2 separate regions of the Homo sapiens genome follow, and region 1 is linked to region 2. The links are chromatin loops, found by intact Hi-C in ENCODE. Cell type or tissue: dorsolateral prefrontal cortex. All regions are shown on one strand. Each heading gives the region's core, and the rest is flanking DNA. Links, peaks and the distances in the headings are about the cores only.

Region 1 (9,367 bases), core at 675-8,674, 280 kb before region 2:
GATTACATTATTGAAATGCCTCTGTATGGTTCTATTCCCAAGCATCATTGGAGGGCTTCTGCATGTTTATAGGGGCTGAAGTACGTGGGACGGCAAGCAGTCATGAAAAGAAAAAGAGGCTACGTGAAGTGGAATATAGTTAATGGTTAATGTTTTATTTTTGGAGTTAATGTTAAGCTTTACATTTTCTAAACTCTGTTAAACTATGTAACAGTGGTCAAAGACTTTTTTTTGTATATTCATACCACAACCTACACTATTCTTTTATAATCCCAATCTTTTACAGTAGTTATCAGCATTGTTTTTACATTGCCTTTTTTTCTTATTTTTTCCCAAGAAATCATTTTGGGGCAGGGAGAAATTCTCCATAGACTCCATGGTGCCTCTGCTGCCTGATGGATGTTAAGGATTCTGATGTCAGTCTGACAAGCTAGGCATTGCATTCTCTGTATGTTTCAAGATCACAGCTCCATGCTTATGCTTTTAAGAATACAAAAATACGAGATTCATATTTAATCTGTGATCTATTACAACCCCCAAATCTGTTTCTGTCAAACTTATATTTAAAATATATTTATTTACAGTTTCTGTTTTTCTTTCTAAATAAATTAGCCTTTCTTTATTTCTTTTTACATTGATGTGATCTGTAAATCAGTTATAGGAAATGAAGTAATTTTGACTCTAACTTTACTGGGTGTATTTCTGTCATGTATTTCTTGTTAGCTTTTCCTTCTGAGATGACAACAAATATTTTTGAAAATTACTGAATTGCAGATGGTATGAAAGGAGACCAAGAAGTCAATATTTAATGAGGATTTTGACTAGCATTGAAGCCTTTATTTCAAGAAATAAAAACTATGATTTTAGAGAACAGCAGGTTCTTTTCCCTAATCTTCATTCTTCGTTTCCATGCACATAAAATGTTATGGAAGTACAAAGGGTAGAAACTATTTTAATTTTCCTTGACAACAGCATTCAGAACATTAGCAGTGGTGAATAATGTGGGATGATGAGTTGACATTTAATTGGAGCAGAATCTGTGGTATGGATGGACAAAGAGAACCTCATAGGAGCTCTGACTTCAGAATAGACTCCACTCTGCTTGGAAAGTGCTTCCAACTGGCAGAATTGTATGAACATTATCAGTGAGAACTTCTCAGAAGAGAGTGCAGTTAAGGCATCAGATCTGGAGCTTGAGGTACTTCTACTCAAAGAGAATGAATACGGATCTGACACTAAGATCCATGGAGAATGAATATGGAACTGAAACAAAAAAACGTAGTTTTTTTTTCTCCAAATTTTCTGTACATAATTACTTCTTTTAAAATATCAGCAAATTAACCAATCTGATTTTGGGCCATTACCCAGGAGACTCTCTACAAATACATTTATTAACCTTTCTGCATCTTCAGGTTCTCAGCTACATGATCTTCATTATCCAGCATCATTCCCTAATACCTTAATGAGGTGGTGACATTTAAATTTCACCTATTTCTCTGTCTGCCTACCTTTCTTGATTCTATTCATTAAACTGGAGAGACCTAGACTAGAACACTTGGTATAGAAAAAAGAAAAATATAATTTTTCCCTTTACTGCACTCTGTCAATAGACTTGTCATTGTATTCCCTCTGTCTCAAAGGGCAGTCAGCAACAGGATGGTGATAGATGAGTCTGAGGCCTAGAAAACCAACTCCAAGCACACACCTTTGGACAAGTGGCTTGTACACAGTCTTTTGTGGAGGAAGCATTTGGTGGCTCCCGCCTATAATCCCAGCACTTTGGGAGGCTGAGGCTGGCGGATCACGAGGTCAGGAGTTCGAGACCCGCCTGGCCAACATGGTGAAATCCCGTCTCTACTAAAAATACAAAAAAATTAGTCGGGTGTGGTGGCAGTTGCCTGTAATCCCAGCTACTCAGGAGGCTGAGGCAGGAGAATCACTTGAACCCAGGAGGCAGAGGTTGCAGTGAGCCAAGACTGCACCATTGCACTCCAGCCTGGGTGACAGAGTGAGACGCAGTGTCGAAAAAGAAAAAGAAAAGAAAAGAAAATTCAGAAGCAGCTGTAAATCTATGCCATGTTTTTAGATAGGAAAAAAAGTTTTTTCCTGATCCACAGAACTTTCCTCATTCTGACCTCACTGGCGAAATAGAAAGGTGTTTAAAGATAAAATAATAAAAACCCATTTGTGGTACAGCTGAAAAATCAAAACAGAAATGGTCAGTCTTTCTCTTTATGTTTAGTTAGAATTCATGCTGATCCCTTACACCTGTTGTGACTGGCCTGATTTTTTGAATGTTAGGCATGTAGGTGAATCTAAACTCGTGTGTCTAGGCCACTGTATAAAATTAGACTAGCTAAAGATGGAAGCTACAATGGGATGATAATTGGCCTTCCTTGGTCCTTCTTGAACCCTTTGAGAAGTATATTGTATTACTTCAGGGCATCCATTCTAAACTTGTTATAACCTGCCCTCCAACAACAGTTTAAACAGTAGGAAATAAGTAAAAACACATTTACTTTGAAAAAACTCCTTATATATTTGATAGTAACACAACTATCAAATATATAACCTCTATCTTCAGTTACTATTATTAATGGCAATGCTAATAATATTTTTCAGAGTTTATTGTGGAGCAGACTCACTGCCTGTTTTTATACAGCTTGCAAGCTAAGAATTGTTTTCACAATTTTAAATGGATGAAAAAAATCAAAAGAAATAAGCAGGCAGATCACGAGGTCAGGAGATCACCTGGCTAACGCAGTGAAACCCTGTCTCTACTAAAAATACAAAAGATTAGCCTGGTGTGGTGGCGGGTGCCTGTAGTCTCAGCTACTCAGGAGGCTGAGGCAGGAGAATGGCGTGAACCTCGGAGGCCGAGCTTGTAGTGAGCCGAGATTGCGCCACTGCACTCTGGGCGACAGAGCAAGACTCGGTCTCAAAAAAAAAAAAAAAAAAAGGAATAATATTTCATGACACATAAATGTATATGAAATTCAAATTTTAGTGTCCCAGAAGTTAAGTGTTACTGGATCCCAGCCATGCCCATTCATTTATGGATTCTCTGTGGCTGGTTTTGCGCTACAACAGCAGAGTTGGGTAGTTGCTGAAAAGCTTAAAATATTTACTGTCTGGTCCTGCACAGGAAAAGTTTGCCAACCCCAGCTCAATACAGGCTTTGCAATGTTAGATCACTTAATCTTCACAATAACTCTAGGCAGTATGTGCATTTATTGTTCTCTTTCTACAGATGCGTAAACTGAGGCTTAGAAAGGATATGAATTAACCAGAGTGCATGACAGAGCTGGGAGAGTAACTCACACATGTCTGATGTGGAAGCGCTAGTCCTTCATCCTACACTAAACTGCATCTCTCATTGGCTAACAACTCAATTTGTTTCTACAATGGTGTTACTGTCTTCTACACTACTTCTTAATTCTTCCTTTCCTCATTAAATGCAATATATGTATACTATTGCACAGAAAGCTAAGAATACTACAGATCACACTTTGATAAAACTTCCTTAATTGAATCAGGAGTCTATCAAAGTCTGTAGTTGCCTGAGCTTTTGATACCACATATGTGAGAATAAAAAATAATGTGTTTCTTTCCCCATTCCATTAATACCTATTGATGAACTTCCTATAGTAAATGCTGAGCAAACTGATGTGAGTATAGATTGAAACTGAGAGGTTGAATCACAGGATAAGAATATCCTGAGTCAAATTAGCCCCTTGAATTTGTTGCCTGTAACTTTTTAAATTGAGCAGGGATGGTACTCATTTAAATGTCTCTGTTTTTAATGGTGATACTCAGCTAAAAACAAACATTAGACAATTCACAATTCACTTGTAATGGGCACATGGAGGGAGAAAGTGCTTGAGAAATGGTATCTGAATTTATAGCTCAACTTGTATGCAGAGTTGTTTGTTGTGTAGAAAAATGCAACAATTAAAAAGTCATTACATTATACATTTCTAATTGGAGCATCTCAAGATGTTCATTAAACAGCATAAAGGATCATCTGAGGCCATTGAATACCTGTAGTTGAGTGGCATAACTATCTATACACACTTTTAAGCCGTATGCTCTGTATGTTGTTAAAATATCTTCAGAGAAACTGTGAATACCTCTATCCATTGACTCATTTCTTTTTGACTAGCAAGTCTTTCAATTAGTGAAGACAGAAAACAGCTCGTCAAATTAGTTCATGTTTTTCTTAATGTATCTTTAAATTTATAGAAAAAAGTAAATATGCATGCACTTAAGTTGGATATCTGTCTTAAAGTTAGGCCTCCTTTGTTTGCAAATAACAGAAAATATCGCTAACGTGAATGAAAATGGGGAACTTTATTGTAAACAGAGATGGGATCCAGGGGTATCTCATGGAATCCAAAGGCAATTAATGTGATGGGGTATCACAAAGGACTGGGCAGGGCTGGAAATGTTTGGAAGCTAGGCAGCTATGTTTTCATCTCTTTCTCACTCTGTCAGGCCAGATGGTCTCTTGTTTCAGATTCTTTGTAGTGTCTGCTTTAAGCTTGTCTTTTCTGCTTCTCCATTTACATATTGGAATATGGCCTTCTCACAGCTCACCAGAGACTAAACAGTGTCCCAGTTCTCATTTCCTGGGAGACAGAATCTGTTTGGCTTAGCTTGGATCAGATGGCTGCTCTGGGGCCAATGAGCTGTGGCCAGGGATATAGCTCCCGTAGTTTAAACATGGCCATCAGAGACCACTCTTGGATTGAGGATAATTTTCAGGAAAAATAAATGTCAGTCCAGGCAGAGCCTCAGAAAGGTATTTATTATACTACCCTAATTGTTCATGTCAGACCAAAAATGCAGGGGCCGCTTATTAATCAGTTTTACTTTTCTTACTTAACTCGGAAAAACTTACTAAGGATATAGTTTTAGGTTTTTATATGTTCTTTTTATTTTCTACAAGTGCTAGAGCCACCCTGGAAGTTGGATGTTTGAAACTGAATGTTTGTAAAGCTCACTGATTGGCCTCCATCCAAGCCCTGTTCCGGATCACCTCTTCCCCTGGGCATCTGAGGGCCCTTTGCCTCTGCCTGGCTGACCCCAATGCTGTGTCACATGCCTGATTTTCCGTCTCCACTAGTGGGAAATTGTTAGTCTGTCCCTCTATGCTGGAGAATTTTGAAAGATGAGGAATCAGTATATTTACCTCACTTGTTAAATGTGACAGCATCAAATATATCTGAGGTGCCATTTCTCTTTACCAGCTCTGAAGAGCTTTTGCTCTCGACATCACTGGCAGCTCCTACTGCTGGAGATGATTTCCAGCAGCCTGTGTTGGGCCTCTTAGGCTTAGTTCAGTTCCTTATCTATCAGGTGGGTGCTCATGATACAGACAGGTAAGGCACTGACTTACATAATTAGGTAGGTATAATAATTAAAAAATGCCTAGGGTACTAAGGAGTGCAGAGGAAGGGCATTCAGATAAACTGCCAGGGTTGAAGGGATGCTTCTTACAAAAATCACGTTAAAGGCCAAGCCTGTGCCTCACACCTAACTGCTTTCTCAATTTGTTTGCCTCTGTCCTGCAGGACCACCTTTGCCATAAATCAGGCAGCTATATATGTGCACATCTGCTTCGGCCCTATCCACTCATCTCTTTGTGCATGGGTCAGTTCCATGATGTCTTTATTGGAACTAGATGATAAGTTTGATATCTTGATATCAAGTAATGTAAGTCTTCTAGTTTCCTTCTTTCCCTTCTTTTTTTTTTCTTCCTTCTCCTCTTGTTCTTTTTCTTCCTCCTCCTCTTATTCGTCCATTTCCCCTTCCTCTTCTCCTTCTTTTTTTCCTCTTCCTCCTTCTCTCCTTCTCTTTCTCTTTCTCTCTTTCCTTCTCCGTCTCCTCCTCCCTTCCCTTCTCCTTTTCTTATCCTCTTTCTTCTTCCCTCCTCTCCTCATCTCTTTTCCCTCTTCCTCCAGGACACCCAGCCCAAACTCTGCACAGACTTAGGGTTTTACCAAAGCTTTTGAATTTGAGCTTGTTCCACTTTCCAATCCCTTAAATGATGCATCAAAAAGCCTGGTGATTACCTGCTTAAGAATGGCATGGGGGTGGTGTAGAAAAGAAAGGGAATGAATCTAGGAAGAACAAAGACAAACTCATATTTCCATAATTATTTTGCTCTGCAGATATAAGCTGCTTGGATAGTAAAGTGCTATCCTCTCCCAGATGTATAAAGATTGAGCTTGTGAATTATATGCCTGGCAATTTTTCTAAAACACATTATTTTATGTGTTTTTTAAATAACTGACAATATTCATTGGCAAATGCAAAATTATAAATTTTGCAGTCCAGGCAGTGAACTTTCAAAGGCTGAAAAAAATAGTTGTTTTTTCCAGGAGGCTTGAAGCTTGGGATGTGCAGTTAGAGCCCAACAGCGGTGGGCCATTCATAAAGGGATGACCAGGCTTTCTAGCTCCACAGAGAGGAGAGCCCAGAAAACCTACATCACTCCAAACCTACACTCTTTCTAGAGCAATCCAGTGGACACACATTACTCCTTGAGAACTCCACAAAGCCAGGGATTGTGTGGGCTCCATCGTTACTGAGTTTCGAGCCCCAGCAAAGAGCAGGGTACAGCAGGTGCCCAACCATATTTATTAAGTGAATGAACTTGGTGTAGGTGTAAAGCAGAATTTCTTGTGTTTGAATCACTTTGAACTATAATTATTTTAACCTGAGGTTGGAGACAAGATGGTGGACTTTCTGCTTGTAGTCACTTCCCTTATATCCCAGAGCAGCAAACCCATCTAGGCTAATACAATATCATAATTCAGTTAACTTTCTTAATTTAGTTCAATCAAAAATATAAGGATTTCTCTAAGCCATAGGAGACTTTTCTTCAGAGAACACCAGTAGGATGACAAAACTCTCAAATCTCCTGGGTATATTTGTGTTTATGCAGAGTTGAAAACTTCCCAGAGCCAGCCCCTCAACCGAGATGGTCCTTTGGAGATAAGCCAGAAGTGTGAAAGTTGTTTCAATGATATTATTTGAATATGGAGAGATGTACCAATGTTATTAATATTGACCAGCCTGACCATTAACTCTGATTTTTTTTGTGATACTGAGGAATGTGCCAGCACAAAAAGTTCCCCTGGAAGAAGATAAACACCATGGCTTAATAATGTGGGAGAGAGTTGGTTTCTTAGTTTCTATTATTAAAGTCCTATTTACAGTAGGAGCAAATGGGGAGTTAGTGTTTATTGGGTACAGAGTTTCTGTTTGGGATGATGAAAAAGCTCCAGAGTTGGATGATGGTGATGGTCACACAGCAATGTGAATATACTTAATGCCACTAAACTGCACACTTAAAAGTGGTTAAAATGGGCAAATTTTATGTTATGTATATTAATCAGAAAAACAGTCCTACTTTGTAAGTTTTGGGAGGTGTCATATTTTGAAGCAGTTGTTATTATCTCCATAAAAAGATAGGTAGAGAGGAAGTTGGTAGTACCCAGGGAGCTGACTGGGACTCAAGTCTCGGATGATTCGTAGTCAGTGACTTCTCATAGGTCACCTCTGAAAGGGTCATTGCATTCAGCAATCCCTCCACTCCCTGTCCACTCCCCAAATCCCAGCAGCTCGAATGTTACATTGTGGTAAATAATGAGCCTCTGTTTCCAGACAAAACAGTTTCACAAACAGCATCCTTGTACCATTTTTAGCTGAACACATTTTATTCCTTTCTCTGTCCCCTAATGGGAAACCATCTCTGTACTGTCAAAGCATGCACTGTGCTTTCTGGAAGACTGTCACCAGTGGAGGAAGTGCTTTCCACTTGTAGCCTGTCAGATAATTTGGGATTCTTCTGCATGTGAAGTGGCATGTCTGGGAGAAAAGACCTCCTACTCAAAATAATTTTTGGTCCGATTGTCCTAGGTAGTTTTCATTTTGAGGCAGCTTTATCTCAAACATTTAATCTTGGGATGTTCTGAGGCCTCTTTGGTTCACCGAGGGAGTTTTAAAAATGGAAACTAGACTGTAATTTCTGAATTTATAAATGATTTGCTATTTTGTTAATTTTTTGTAAATTCTAAGTACAGTGTTTAAAGGTAAATATCCTAAAACTGGGAACAACTACTAAACTTAATGTTGGATTTAATTCATTTTTTCAGTGAATGGATATAAATTTATAGTTATAGTTTATAAGTAGAATAAAGTAAAGCAATGACTGGTGAAAGAATGCTAGTAAAGCTTTGGTATGCTTTAAGAAAAGGGAAAAAAACAAAGACTAGAGCAAAGCCTGTAACTTGATTTTCTAGCAAAGCCCTCACAGAAATATCAAGTTCATGTGGTCTGACAAGTAACAATGTTTTATCCATTTTGTAATTTTGCACTATGAATAAAACTATATATATGTGGTATATTTTTTGGTAGCAGAGCTGAGTCCAACTTAGCATATCGTCCTGACAGTGAAGCACCTAGATTCAGTATTTTCTTTCTGCTTGAATATCTGATTCCAAATGGCACCTGAGAGTTTTTATTTCCCTTGGTTAAAAGTTGCTAAGTGGATGGTTTCCATTTTAAGGGCACCTGAATTATTTAAAAATTAAAAAATATTAAAGGCATCAGGTGAAGATCCTTCATTCCAGTGTACTTCTGAATTTTACTGCAGAACTAGAATTCTGAATCCTGAGCTTTAGAGTCACAGTTATTTTATCTAGGAAATAACCAGACCTGTATACTAAGGAATTTCTGTCTCACGCTGGAGGCCATTGGGAAGTGTGAGTAGTTTTAGACAAGAATTTCACACTTAGGCTGTGTTTGCACCATATGCTTCTCCATCCTTTCTCCTCCCCAGTGAAATGTCTTCTCTGGTTTATCTGGTGGTAGATTTCCATGGAAGTTACTAGGTAACTGAAGAAGTATATTATTTCAATAATTTCAAAATTCAAAGAAGAAATAGGACATTCTGTTGTACAAAATAGTGCAGCTCAAGGCAACTCATCAATTGCTCCTTGCTTGCATTTGCATTGCAATTTGCATTTTACAGAGTGATTGCCTGTACACCAGCTCATTTGTTCTTAGAATTACTCTGTGAGCAAGTGCCTACTGGGTACTGAGTCCTGTGCTAGGTATCAGAAGGTATGTAAAAGAAGGTGGAGAAGAAGGCCTTTGTCCTTTTAAAATCAATTCTTGATTTTATGACGTGTTAGAGATTAGGGGTATTAATAGCAGAGAGGTTGTACAGAGAGATGAGAGAAGACCCAGACTCAGCTGGGGTGGCTGGTTTCTCTGTATTAGCTGCAGTTGGAGTGTTGGCTCCATCCACCAGTCTGCGGCTGGTTCTGCTGTAAGTCTTCATAAATGACTAGGTCTT
Region 2 (9,367 bases), core at 916-8,915:
AATTATAAAAGTTTATGTTTGATATAAATTGGCAATAAAAAAGATAATGTACAAATTGATAGGAGTACAGTAAGATTGGAACATTCATACTCTGAAATTGAACAAGTAAATAGCCACTAACTTTGTGGAGAAAATTTTGACAGTATGCATCAAGAGTTTTTAAAAGTGTATACTCTTTAGACCTATCATTTCATGGTTGGGAATTTATCCTAAGATAATATTCAGAGATATAGGCAGAAGCTCATATTTAAGTGTGTTGTTTGAAGCATCATTTATAATTCAGAAGAACAGGAACAAATAAAATCATCAAAAATACAAAAATGATTAAAATAGTACTTTATAAAAATATTGACAAATACCTCATTTAAAAATGGGCAAATAATTTGAATAGATATTTTTCAAAGAAGATACAAAAATGGCCAATAAGCATACTAAAAGGGGTTTAATATCATTTGTCACTAGAAAAATGCAAATCAAAATCATAAGGAGATACCACTCCACACCCAGCAGGATAGCAAAAATCAAAAAAAAAAATACAGTAACAAATGTTGATAGGATAAAGAGAAACTAGAACCCTTGTACATTGCTGATGTGATTGCAGAATGGAATGGACACTGGAAAAGAGTTTAGCAATTCCTCAAAGTGTTAAACACTGAGTTACTATATGACCTGGCAGGGCCACTTCTCAATATCTACCCAAAGAAATGAAGCCCACATGTTCCTCATAAAAGCTTGCTTGAAAATGTTCGTTGCAGTATTATTTATAATAACCCAAGAGTGGAAACAACCTAAATGTTCATCAACTGAGCAATGTGTAAGTAAAACATGATATATCCATACAGTGCAATATTATTCAGCAGTAAAAAGGAATGAGGTGTGATACATGAACAACATGGATGAACCATGAAAACATCATGTTAAATGAAAGAAACCAGTCACAAAGGGTCACATATTGTATGATTTCATTCATATGAAATAGTCAGAATAGGTAAATCCATAGAGACAGAAAGTAGATTCATGTTTGCCAGGAGCTGTGAGGAGAGAGGAATGTACAGTAACTGCTAGTGGGTATGGAGTTTCTTTTGAGGATGGTGAAAAGGTTCTGAAATTAGATAGTAGTGATGGCTGTACAACTTCATGAATACACTAAAAACCACTAATTGCATACTTTAAAAGGGTGAAATTTATAGTATATTTATTATATCTCAACAATGTTAAGCTAAATCTAATGATATGATAAAGTATCTATATTACAGGTTTAGGGTTTTTAATTTTTTTTAAAAAAGAAGGCAACTTCTTTTGGGTGTCTTTATCCTAAACTGGGAGTCCCTGGAGTGCAGGGACAGTTTTATCTACCTTATCACAAAGCCTGGCTATGCCCATATAAAGCAGTCACACAACAAAAAATTATTAAATAAATGAATGTAGTGTTTCCTTATGGTGTTATGAATTTCCTGAGGGAAGAAAGAAAGGATATCTTGTTCATCTATATATGCCTTCACTGTCTCCACTCAAAACCTGGGATTTGGTAAATGCCCAGTAAATGTTAGCTGAATGAAAGAATAAACTTTTCCTGGCTTTATTCTTCCTCTAATTCTGCAGTTCTCATGACTTCCTCACTACCATTCCGCTAATTTCATTTAACCTATTTCTTCTACAAAATATGAATTTTATCCCTGTAATATTAGTTGTGTGTATCTACGCCTTTGTCTGTGAATGTATTTAATTGACTTGTGTCTGTCTCTCTAATGTCTTTGTGATTATAACTGAATTTATAAAACTCTGAAGTTACTCTGTTCACTTGACTGGATGAGGCCAACTGGCACTTGAATGATGGTGATGATGCAATATTTTTGACCTACACAGATTCCATTGCACAATCACTCTTATAAAGTTATATGGTTGTGATAAATGCAATTGTACTACATGACTCTCAAAATTGATGCAAAGTGATTAAACAAAGAAAATAATATAAATTCTGTCCCCATGGCATGTCTTATAACCACACGAAGCCCAACAGCCTCACCTGTGGTGTGATACCTTAGTATCCAGTCAATATCATACTTGGCCTTGGATTCTCTCCTGAAACATCCAGAGGCCTTCCCTGGTGCTGACTGATGAAGGAATTCCATTTCATGAGACTTAGGCCATAAAAATATGCTTACTGCAAAATGGCCAACTATCTCCTCTTCTTGGATTTGGGCTGGCTCAAAATTATTCAGAACAACACTATATACAAATATGCATATATACATATGCATACACAAGCATAATAGTCAACACATTTTCTTTGTAGAAAATTTAAATTAAAGTGCACAGTGTCAGAGTAACAGAATGCAGGTCAGCAGGATTTAGGGCCCACGTGAACGCACACAGGGGCTGGGGCTTTGGGCTTTGGTAAACGCTCAATAAATGTCAGCTGAATGAAGAATAAACTTTTTCTGGCTTTATCTCTCCTTTAATTCTTGAACTCTCATGACTTCCAAGGGGGTTTTGCAGGAAAGAGCCAGAGAAACAGAGAAGAGAGTGAGGTTCCCTTGGATATTGAAGGGAGGGGGGCTGTAGCAGCTGGCCACCCACTTGGCAGGGGTGAGGCAGAAGCACCGATGACCCAGAGGACTTCCTCTCTCTGCTTTTCCTAACTCCCTCTATCCCACCCCTCTGGGGCTGGGATGTGCCAGCAGTTGCCCGAAGCCCCTGGTAGCATTGCTAAGGGGAGACAGCCCCCTAATCCCCATCCCATGTTACTGCTCCACAGCCTGTGCCTCTCCCTGCATCCCAGACTTAGAGTTGTGAACTCTTGTGGACCAAAGACTTGTAAAATATTCTGTAAAACCGGGATACAATTGGGGAGACACACCAGCTGTAAAGAGGGTTTGCAGCCTGAAGGCAGATCTCACAGACACTCAGAAAATGTTCCATCTTCATGAGACTGTCCACTACTGGGACAGCTTCATGACCGTGTTTGAGGGGGCTGCGCGCATCATGATGAGCACACTTTCGGAAGTGTGGGTGTCTAAAGCCAGGTTAAGGGGTCTGCGGAGTGCTGGCAAAGGAAGGGAGCATCCACAGAAGTCCAAAGAGAAGCTCGAGTAGATTTTGGCAGGAAGGAAGGGATGGGATGCGTGTGTGCAGGAGAGGGCATAACCAAATGTGATTAAAGGCCACAGAGAAAGGCACAGTGATAAGATGGTCAGAGATCAGCTGGAGTGGAAAAGAAAAAGAGGTAGGGAGAAAGAGGGGAAATTAAATGACGCTTCAATCTTCCTGTACATATACATATTTTTAAAATTTTAGTGCTACTTAATGTTGACTGTCTTCTGTTGTCTTAAAAGTAATGTCAGCATGAACCTTTTTTATTTAAATAACTTTTGGAAGCTGCACTTGAACTCCGATCTAGCAGTCCAGACGCTAGTGTTTTAGCCCCAGTTCTAATACTAATTTGCTTTTCTCTTAGACCATCAGTTCCCTTATTTATAGAGTAGATACAGTCATAACTCCCTTAAAGGGCTGTTGTGAAGATTTACTTTGTCTACCATAAAAATAACATAATCGTTTTTACAAACTGTAAGTGCAAACTTAATGCAACCAACTGTAAATGTTGTTTAAAACTACAGGGTTCAAGCTGGGCGCTGTGGCTCAGGCCTGTAATCCCAGCAGTTTGGGAGACTGAGGCAGGAGGATTGCTTGAGCCCAGGAGATTGAGGCGAGCCTGGGCAATATAATGAGACCCCATCTCTATTTAGAAAATGAATTTAAAAAAAAACTACAAGGTTCAAATTGTAATCCTGTTGCTATCACCATGACTTCAGAGACTTTTCTCCAGCCATTGTGTACTGTGTGCCTCCATGTCTCTATCTTTTTGTTTGTTTTGTTCTGTTTTGTTTTGTTTTGAGACAGAATCTCACTCTGTTGCCCAGGATGGAGTGCAGTGGTACAATCTCAGCTTCTTGCAACCTCTGCCTCTCAGGTTCAAGCGATTCTCCTGCCTCGGCCTCCCAAGTAGCTGGAATTACAGGCATGCGCCATCATGCCTGGCTAATTTTTGTATTTTAGTAGAGACAGGGTTTCTCCATGTTGGCCAGGCTGGTCTCGAACTCCTGACCTCAAGTGATCCTCCCGCCTCAGCCTCCCAAAGTGCTGGGATTACAGGTGTGAGCCACTGTGCCCGGCCGTGTCTATAAAATTAGAAAACAGAATCGTAGACACCTCTGGCATGTGTTGCCTAAGGATTCAAGGCATAAGGAGAATAAAATTCGTTTAAATCCTTAGGGGGAAAAAAGGAATCTATGTAAATCTAAGAGTAATAAACACTTCACTTTTCCATTAAAGTATTTTTAATGTCCTTGGAGATTTTTCAGAGCATAAGATGGTTATAAAATAATATTTGTTTATTTTTTCATATGGATATTTTATAATTTCTTTTTAGATTCAGAGATGTATGCAAAGAAAGTTAAATCTACTGAAAAGATTAATGGCAATCAGAAGAGGAGTTTTTGTTTGTTTGTTTGTTTGTTTTCTTTTTTAACAGTTTCAGTTATAATGCTTCTCTTTTCTACTTCTCTAACAACCACTTAGCCAAGGAATTAAGCTACGAGAAAACTGTTGAAAAATTATTTTGTCAGTATGTTTTATGTTATGTGACCACGAGGGGAAAGCTGAAGGCAAAAATCACTAAAAAAGAATAGCCTGTTTACTAAGAGCAGCTGCCAAACAGTTTCTCTTCAACAGTTACAGATGCCATGGTGAGAGCTTCAGCTGTAGCAATTAAATATTCCTGTCATTGACCTTCACTAAAACATTGTCCAAAAAATTATTATGACATAACTTCTGCTGATACTAACAATTTGTGTGACCTTGAGCACATCATTTCACCTCTTAGGACTTAGGAAGCCTCAACTATTAAATACAAGGGTCTTGGTGATTCTAAACTGAGGAGATACTGCCCTCCAGGGGCGTTTGCAAATGTGTAGAATGTTTAACGGTCAAGGCCCAGCAATGCTAACTGCCCTGCAGAGAGCATGAGACAATCTTGCAAAATCAGTTGTCCCACCCTAAATGCCAGTAGCAACCTTGATTATCTCTAATGTCCCTTCTGACAGTCAGTGATACCATATGTCTGACAATTCATTGATTTATTCAGCCACCAATTACTGAGGCCCCATTGTATGATAAGCACCAGGCTTCTCTCCTCAAATGCCCCAGAAACACTGGCTTGATTGTATCCTTCTTTAAGAAAAATTATGATTATATTCTTCTTTCCCTTCTCTTCTTTCTAAAAGTTTGCACTTACCCACAGGACCACCTGACACTTACAAATAAGGATTTTCCAACTCAAACCATTAGAGGAATAGATCTCAGGACTCATCAAGTGCTTTGGCTTTTCTAATGACACTGAGAACCTAAAAGCTCACTTCAGCTCTCCTCAAAGATTGGACCATGGCCTAGCTTGCCCTCAATAATTCAGGAATAGAGGCCTTCAGCTCCACTGACTGAGGGCTTCCAGCCAGATAATGAAACCCTAATTCTGTAGTGTGCAGCTAAATATTTCAACTTGATTCAATCATTTTTAATTTTTAACACAAAACACCAACTGTTTTATGCCCAGTGAACAGTTTTCAATGACAAACTGAAATTTCCTAATACACTGAAATAGCATCTGAGGCTAGCTGTAAAACCTACCTTAGAGCATATTACCACATCATTAACTCACATTGCTAATTAACTGCAGTGAGCAACTGTGTGCTGTAGTACAATCCTACCTGCCACCACCTCCTTCCTGTAGCCCCTCCAAGAGTGCTGTGACCTTTGGGCTCAGCCCCCAGCCATCACAGTGCTACTTAGCATTCACGTGGTCCTTCCTCACCTTATCATCTCAGCAACCTCAGGGATAGCTTACTATTCTGAGTGCTTGTTTCATTTTGCAGAGGAGAAGACCAGTGCACAGAGAAACATGAGCATCTGTCCAGGTCACAAAAAGCTTTGGGGATAGAGGGGATTCACAATGCTATTTGCAGTGCCAAGAAGCCACTCTGATGTTCAGGGATGCTTTGCAAATACGCAAACCTTTTCCAGCCTTCAGTGAATCTTGGAGACTCTATTTTGATGTTTCTGGTCATTAAAAATCTTTGTATATATTTGTTCAATAACTCTTATTGAATACTCCTCTTAATCCCTGCAGTGTTCTGATGCCAATAATCCTGTGCTAATTAAGTACTATTACAATTGGAACTACAGAGGAGAAGTACAGCATTCAACAAAAGCATCAAACAGGACTCGACCTAGCCTGGGGATCTAAGAGGCTTTCCTGAGGAGGCAAATTATAAGTGCAGGCCTGAAGGATAAAGGAGGAGGAAGTTCAAGCAGTGGAGCTCCTCCAGAAGGAGGAGTGTACATAAGTGAAGGCCCTGGGGCATGAAGGAGAGGCTTGTTCCATGTAGCAGAGGATGTTAGCTCAGTCTAGGTGGCAGAAGTGGGAGAGGGTGGCATGAGTAGATTTGAGAGATGTTTGGAAGATTAAATTGGCAGAATTTGGTAATCAATAGGATATAGGCAATGAAAGTGAAGGAGTATTGAGGATCACTGCCCTGTACTGGCAGCTGGGTGGTAGAGGCCACTTGTTTAGAATTCCAGCAAGGAGATATACTGGATGGTTGGACAAATCATAAGTTCCTCATGTGGTACAAGGAACTTGCAGTTCTATGTGACATCACTTTGTCTAAGAAAGACCCTGTCTTGGATAGTGTATCCAGAGGTCTTACCACAGTGTGGTAGAATCTGAATTAGTTCCATGGAGCCCAAAGAGTGTGTTTGAAAGCAGAGTTATAGACCAGCAATGAGGGCCTCGTGATTTAAGAATTACTTTCATATGTAGTATCTCTGAGGTTCATGCTGATCTTTGGGGAAAGTTGTTATCTTCATTTTACTAACAGAAATTTGAGGCTCCTGAGCTTGTGATTTGCCCAAGGTCACATAGCTGTAAATGAGAATCTGTACTCAAATTCAGGTCTTCTGGCTCCTAGCACAGGGGTCTTCTCATTTCACCACATTATCTCTCTACATAATTGGGGCAAATTCTCTATCAACTCTTTGGACTTACATGTCAGATGGAATCTCACTATTTGTACAAAATATATAAAAAATGAAATCAAATTTTTTTGCTATACTCTATTCAACTTTCTTTAAAAAATTTTTTTTCTAATAGTTCTTTTAAGTATTTCTACTTTTGAGACTCATATTTGTATTTATATTTAGAGCACTTTTTTATTTTAAGAATGAAATGACAAGAACAGATCAATTTTTACTGGTAGCAGGAAGACAGCTGTCCAGGAGAAATTAAATTCAACTTTTGTCTAATTTCTAATAATTCATAAAACATTATAAGACCTCTGCACCCTCATCTCCCATTCCCGGATCTACTCGTAAAATAGGGGGACAATGTAAAAAGGCTGGGTGTACTGTCCCCGAACCAAAGATGTTCCCATGGAGCATGGCCTGGCCCTGAGGAAGACAGGAGGCAGAGCTGCCCCAGCACCTGGAGGCAGGAGACTCTTCACCACCAGCCTGTCTTATCAATTTGCCTTCTCCCCTTTCCCTTAAAGTTTGGGGGATGTTTACAATTAAGTAAATAAATAAAGCTAATTTCCATTTATTTCAGAGTCTGTTTTAAGTACATCAAGTCTGGGTCTACACAAAATCTCAGGTTCAGGGGAAAGGCAGAACCCTTTCTGCAGAACTAAATTACTTTTCCCTACTACATGGAATGCTTCCTCCTGAATCTCCTGTTGTTGTTTACCTTCATCCCTCCCAATAGCTCCTGGACTGTTTTGTGATCCCAGTCGTGATTTTGCTCTCCTGGTTCTTCCTGCTGATCCGGTACAAGGCTGTGCATTTCATCGGCATCGTTGTCTGCATCCTGGGAATGGGCTGCATGGTGGGAGCAGATGTGCTTGTGGGAAGACATCAGGGAGCAGGTGAGTCTTCGGATGTTCACCAGGTTCCTTACCTCTGCGGGTGAGGCCAAGGCAAGAAATGGAATGTTCATAGTTGGGTGAAAACAAGGACCTTAGGAACCTGGATTTCCCACTATCTGTGTCCTGTTCATGTCTGTTCCCCACACCTGAAACAGGGCACACAGGAGGTGCTTAATGCATGTTTCTTGAGTGCATGAGTTTGCAAAATACAGCTTTCATGCCCTTTCTGCATCCATTCAGAAACATGCAGACAGTGTTTAAAACTGAGAGTCATGACCTACCAAGAAGATGTTTTGGAGGTCAGTCCGTTCCTGAACCAGCTGCCTGGCCCAAGCCCTGGTCCTTGGTAGAGTTGGTGGTAATGAGCTAATTCACTCCTGAGCCACAGGGCCTTCCACACATTTCCCCAACCCCAAACCTTTCTCTGTCAAGCCAGAGAAAGACTGAGCTTTCAAACTACTGGGTGAAGGTTGGTTTATAGGCCCACGAGTAAATAAAGTTTGAGGACTAGTTAGGAGTGCTCCATAATTTTAGGAGGGAGAGTTAAGTTCAGTCTTCTCACACATGGTTTTTAATTTGCTTTGCGAGGAGGGGTTATTGGTATCAATTAGAGTTTATAAACCCATAAGGTAAAGCTGCATGATTCACTCATCAAATTGCTGTGAATCTGCTGGGGGAGCCCTGAGTCAGGGTGGTTTCCAGAAGACCCTTTTTAAAGCATTGCAATTCTTTAAAATATACCAAAATTTTAGCTACAGAAGGGTTTTTGGAACAGAAAAAAAATGACCTTCTTTGTTAACATTAGAAATGGGATAGAAAGTACCCACTTTTCTATAGTTCTTGGAATTGCCCCTTCTTCTAGGAAATTAGATGATAAAGAGTCAAAAGTGGACCGTTTCTCTTTATGAGACAAGGTCACGTTAAGTCTCTGAAACAATGTCATGTATGTTGTACCATAGAACTTTATAACTGAAAAGGACCTTGTTCAACTCCTTTGTAATTGACATATGTGAACACCAAGATCCATCCAAACCAAGTGAGTTGCCCAAAGTCACAGAGCTGACAAAGCAGAGACTGGAACACAAGGCCCCCGGCCTCCAGGGCAGGCCTCTTTCTCTGTCCCATGTTGCTGGGAGCTGAAGATACAACATAGAACAAAAGAGAGACAGCCTCAGCCTCACACATCCACACCATCTACACAACACCATCAGTCCCCACTTCAATAGAAATCTGAAAATAAATACCTCAGTGTTTCCCAGATTCTCTTCTATGAAACACTGGTTCCATGACATATTGATAGACGTCATATGAAAAGGCCAATATTATGCTATATACATGTAGTAATGTTGATATGAATAATCTTTTTGGACCAATCAGATAATATTTTTGTCTTA

What was found. Peaks named below come from ENCODE experiments on the same cell type or tissue, not always from the same donor. Only the 100,000 strongest peaks of a DNase experiment are listed, where the experiment ranks them.
Region 1: it touches region 2 in a loop (2.6-fold over the local background); 66 of 110 quality-filtered maps call a loop at or near these places.

The regions. Positions count from the first base shown.
Region 1 is chr6:117,981,554-117,990,920 of GRCh38, forward strand. The region is part of intron 1 of SLC35F1 (solute carrier family 35 member F1); the gene reads left to right. Among named protein-coding and RNA genes, the nearest start is that of SLC35F1, 79 kb to the left of the region's middle. In dorsolateral prefrontal cortex, for the core only: no CTCF peak of the experiment used is centred there; a DNase peak (open chromatin) is centred at 4,677; H3K27ac peaks cover 4,569 bases.
Region 2 is chr6:118,259,182-118,268,548 of GRCh38, forward strand. SLC35F1 (solute carrier family 35 member F1) reads left to right here. Exons shown (of 8, transcript NM_001029858.4): 4 at 7,814-7,973. Among named protein-coding and RNA genes, the nearest start is that of PLN, 280 kb to the right of the region's middle. In dorsolateral prefrontal cortex, for the core only: CTCF peaks have their summits at 4,962 and 5,166; a DNase peak (open chromatin) is centred at 4,980.